2 separate regions of the Homo sapiens genome follow, and region 2 is linked to region 1. Evidence: chromatin loops called from intact Hi-C (ENCODE). Cell type or tissue: heart left ventricle. All regions are shown on one strand. Region 1 overlaps PCBP3 (poly(rC) binding protein 3). Region 2 overlaps PCBP3 (poly(rC) binding protein 3).

Region 1 (2,500 bases):
GGGGCAGGCCTCTGAAGAACTAATTCTCCATCAGGGATTGGTGATCATATGGGCAGTTGTCTAGAGAGTCTAGCAGATATATTTTAGGCAACTTCACTACCCTGGTGAGAGGCCAGACAGACTTCCTATGTCTAGTTCTGATAATGAGAGTGACCCATTCAGAAAAGGGTTAAGTAAAAATAGTGAATTTTAAAATTTTAATAAGTTCATGTACTAACTGACATTGAAACAAAAATCATTTCGTAAATCATTACAAGTTGATAGTGAGTAAAGCCCATCAGTGTAATTTTGTAAGATTGAAACATGGGTATATGTATCTATATTGACACATACCTGAAGTATGATCTATCTTAGATATGAAAGTGAAATGAAAAGTACACATTGTGGGCAGATACTGAGTGTCTGGAAGGAGGGAAGGGGCTGCTGTCCCAGCAAGGGAGCACAGCCCGCACAACACGCAGGTTGGATGCCAGGCCCGGGGTCGAGCTCAGGGTCTGTGGGATCTGCATTCCCTGGCCTTGTCAGTCATGTCATGGCCATGCCACTTTTGAGGTGGAGGAGTAAAGAAGTTCACCTGCTGACTGCTTCCTTCTTTTTCCGCTGAGACCATCACCGAGAGTGGTAATTATTTATAATAGAAATGGTGATTACTGGTGGATTCTGTGATAGGAATTAAGTTGAATCTTCCTTGCCCGTCCTCCTCCAGCATAAGCTGTTTTAAATTCTAGCTCCCCCACATCCTGCTTCTTGTTGGCACTGTAAAACTCTCAATTCACTCACCTGGAGGGGGTAAGTTAATGAGACACTCTCTCCCCCAGATCTGGAGAAATTCAGAGTCAAGGCTGTCCCCCTCCTGAAGTCAGATCCTTCCTGTGGCCTATTTAGGTTTTAGGTAAAAACATAGCATTTGCTCATTTTCCTTTATTGAGATCTGTTGAAGTCTGAGCTCCTATTAACACATTTATCGAAAATGGAACCTATGAGCAAATTCCTAGGAGCTGCATTTCCAGGGGTGTCCAGCTGTGACCCACCCCGCCCCCTCCCGGTGTTACCCTGAGTTATGAGAATGCAGTCTTTGGAAGTGGTGGGCTAAAACACTCCACAGGGTGGTGCATGGGGGCTGCCCACACTCCCTGCTGCTTTCTGCTCTCTGCTTGTTCATCCTCTCCCAACGGGGCAGCCCCAGAAGCCAACACTGCATGTTGGAAGGAGTCCCAGCCCTGCCCCTGCCAAGCGAGGTGGGGACAGCTGGGAATCTCGCTGCCTTCATGGTGGCGGGCCAGGCTGCTCTGTAACACGAACATTAAAACTGATTTGAGGTGTTAGCGGTGTCACTGTAAGTGTGAGAATGAGAAGCGGTGTGAGACGTGTAGATTTGTGGGCAGTGATGGGGAACAGCAAGGGTGGGGTGCCTCGGTGGGATCTGAAAGAGAACCCGCCCCCCTCAGCTGGAGTGGCACTCTGTAACCCGCCCCCCCTCAGCTGGAGTGGCACTCTGTTGGCTGTTGTTTTCAGGCTGTTGGGCCGTGAGGCTGCTCTGGTCTGAGAAAGTGGGTGGCAGGAGGACAGGACGGCCTCTCTGTGAGGGAGGCACTGACTCTCAGGAGATGCTGTCATTGGGATACTACAGTATTCCATGAACTTCCTCTATAACTTAAATGATGAAAGTTACAGATAATAGCTCAAATAAACTGTTGTGAGCCGTTAAGTATGGCAGTTTGTATCATGGTTAAATCTGCAGAAGGTGTAACATTTTGCTTGGGTTTTTTTTTGCCTTATTACTGGCCGTGTTTTAAAAATATCTTTCTTATGAAGAAATTCTGTCGTGGCTGTGTGATTTCCCCTGCGATGCTAGGATGTGTTTGCAAACCAGTGGCAATGCCAGAGCCTGGGCCCTGGGCTGCGGTGCGTTGGCTGGGTGTGGTCTGTGGTAGCTTCCACCTGCTGCCTGCGCTTGGGAAGTGCCCTGACCTCTGAGCAGATGACCTCTGAGCAGATGACCTCTGAGCAGATGGTTTCTGATGGTGGTTTTTTTTCTGATTAATTGAATTACAAGTATCCTGTGGTAGGTACAGGGTTTTCCCTTTCCCTTGTCCAATAAATCTTAACTTCATTCTGTGATTTTTAGAAAAGGAAGAATGCCCACAGATGTGGAGGCACAGATGCCCTGGGCCTCGCAGCAAGCTTATCCTTAACAACCCATTCTCCTTCAGGCCCTGCCACTTAGGGAGAAGACTGTGGGGGCAGTGCCTGCCTGTCCTCTCTCCATTAAGCCTCTGCTGGGGGCCTGCCTCCACAGTGCTCTTCCCGGTCTCAGAGTGGCAGGGGACACACAGGCAGGGTTCTTACCACCATGGAGCTTATTTCTGGTGGGTGGAGGGAGGGCCCACAACCAAAGAAAGTGACTTACAAACACAGCAGGCACATGCTACATGGAGAGCAGGGAGGCTGAGCAGGAGTGGCTGAGGGGCTGCCTGGAGGGTGGGCAAGGGAGGACTTT
Region 2 (2,500 bases), 54 kb after region 1:
ATTTTTATCTGACTGGATTATTTCCAAGGACTTGTCTTCAAGTACAGAGATTCTTTCTTCTGCCTGATTTAGCCTATTGTTGAAGCTTTCAAATGTATTTTGTATCTCCTTCAATGAATCTTCAGTTCTAGAATTTGTTTTTTTTTTAAGTATTTGTCCCTTTCATAAATTTCCCATTTATATAATGAATTCTTTTTCTGATTTCTTTGTATTATTTTTCAGAATTCTCTTGTATCTCACTGAGCTTCCTTAAAATCAATATTTTGAATTCTTTATTTGGGATTTCAAAAATTTCTTTTTGATTAAGATCTATTATTGATGGAGAATTATTGTGTTCCTTTGGGGAGGGCCTTTTTTTTTTTTTTGGTTTCTCATGTTTCTTGTGTTCATACTTTGATGTCTGTTCTGCACTTCTAGTATAATAGTTGCTTCTTCCTATTTTTGAATTCACTTCATAGGGAGGACTTTTTCCTGAAGATGAATCTGTCATGTTGGTTGGGATATTCTGGGTTTGATTCTGGGTGCATGCAGTAGTGAAGTCTCTGTATGATATCTTTGTCTGTAAACAGCATTGGTGGTGTCTGTGATTTCTTCAGTAGGTTAGGGTGCAGTTAGTAGTGGAGCTGTGCTGAAGTTGTGCTGGGGACTGGGATGCCAGGTGAGCCAGACTTAAGGCCCCACTAGAGGCAGCATTGGATTGAGCGTGCCCATCTTTATGTCCCAGGGTGGCATATCCTGGCACCTATGCTGGTGGTTACCAGTAGGCCGATTATTGGGCCTCCATGTGTCTTGCTTGGATACTGGTAATAGCAGCAGTGGACCAAGCTGGTGGGTGGGTTCTTGCGCCCCTGGGAAACTGGCATGGGCGATGACAATAGCAGTGGTGGGATGATACTCTGGGTCCTAGGCAATGTACATTTATGTTGGTGGTGGCTGTGATGAGCAGGGAGGGCCAGTCGTCAGATCCACAGGTGGTACTTGCAGGTAGGTGCCAGCTGAGGTGATAGCAGCTGGGAGATGAGACCCAAACTCAAGCCCCTGGAAGGAGTGCTAAGGCACCCACAATGGTGGATTGGGTTGGGCAATGCCTGGGACCCTGGGCTACATGCTCTGTCTTGGAATAGGGTAAGAGGGTGAAATTGGGCTGGGTGGGCTTGTGTTCAAGCAAGACCCCCCAGTAGTGAGGGCAGGTACCAGCTTTGGTTGGCAGGGGTGGGTCGATCCTCAGGCCCCAGGTGGAGTGCTGGGTGAAGAGTGGGAGCAGCTGCACTGATCCCTGCCACTGGAGCAGGTGGGTCCATCCTTGGTGGCCAAAGCCTGGGTTGATGGATAGGGAATGCACACCCCTCTCAGCTCCCAGTCCCCACAGGGCTTGCCCCCCAGCCCTGGTGGCAGTAGGCTGTGCCTCACTTGGTTCTTATCCTCAGCTGTGGGAGCACTCCCAGCTTGTTCCCCAGTCCCAGCAGCGACAGCCTGAGTTTCCATAATGCCTCAGTAGCTGTTGGGCCCTAGGACATCACGCAGTCTGCCAAAGGCTAGGTTTGAAAATGGTGCCTTGCTGTAGCCACTGAGGTCTCAGGGAGTTGTAGGACCCAGCATGAGCTCCCTCCCTGAAGCAGCTCTGTCCCACAGTCTCCTGGCATCTCCTGATGTTATTTTCAGGGCTGGTGAGGGTTGAGGGAGTCTCCCATGGCCAGAATTGCATGATTTCTTGGTGGGGATGTGGGCCACTGGAAGTTTCTCACTCAGCCTTTCCTTGTGTTGGGAAGTCACTCTTGGCTCCTGACCAATCCCAGCCAGGCAGGCTCCCCCTCTTCCTTTTCCTTAACTCGCTTTTGGTATTTCCTGTTACTTCTCTGTTGAATTCACATTCTCTCTTGGGTAATGTATTCAGAAAGTGACCGTACATTCTTTTGGTTCTTCAAAGTGGAGGAGGTGGGCATAAATTGCATCTCGTCATCCATCTTGAAGCTCCTCTCCATGAAAAAAATATTATTTTTAATAACATTAGAAATCTAAATTGGACAAGAGATGTTCAACACTTGAACACGTAAAACTACAAAATATTGCCAACAGAAATTGTTGAAGATAAATACATTGAGAGATATACCATGTTCGTTGTTAAGATGACTCAATATTGTTAAGATGTTAATTCTCCCCATGTTGATCTATAGAATCAATGAACTCCCAATCAAAGTCCCAGAAGGCTTTTCATAGACATTTGACTATAACAGTACTTGGTTTTATGACTTATTATAGGCTGCAATAGTCAATGCAGTGTGGTATTGCTGTTAAGATAGACAAGTAGATCAGTGGATCAGAATAGAAAGTCTGGAAATAGGCCTGCACAAACGTGGCCAATTAATTTTCAACAACAGCGCCCAGGCAAATTAGTGGGAAAAGGCATAGCTTTTTAAACAAATGGTCCTGGAATAATTGTATATCCATGTGAAAAAAAAATCCTATACTTTTTGTCATTTATAAAAATTACAGTAGATCA

Evidence for each region. Peaks named below come from ENCODE experiments on the same cell type or tissue, not always from the same donor. Only the 100,000 strongest peaks of a DNase experiment are listed, where the experiment ranks them.
Region 2: it touches region 1 in a loop (7-fold over the local background); 1 of 110 quality-filtered maps calls a loop at or near these places.

What each region holds. Positions count from the first base shown.
Region 1 is chr21:45,723,273-45,725,772 of GRCh38, forward strand. All of the region lies in intron 2 of PCBP3 (poly(rC) binding protein 3), which reads left to right. Among named protein-coding and RNA genes, the nearest start is that of PCBP3, 81 kb to the left of the region's middle. In heart left ventricle, no CTCF peak of the experiment used is centred here; a DNase peak (open chromatin) is centred at 1,202.
Region 2 is chr21:45,777,620-45,780,119 of GRCh38, forward strand. The region is part of intron 4 of PCBP3 (poly(rC) binding protein 3); the gene reads left to right. Among named protein-coding and RNA genes, the nearest start is that of PCBP3-AS1, 58 kb to the right of the region's middle. In heart left ventricle, no CTCF peak of the experiment used is centred here; a DNase peak (open chromatin) is centred at 1,312.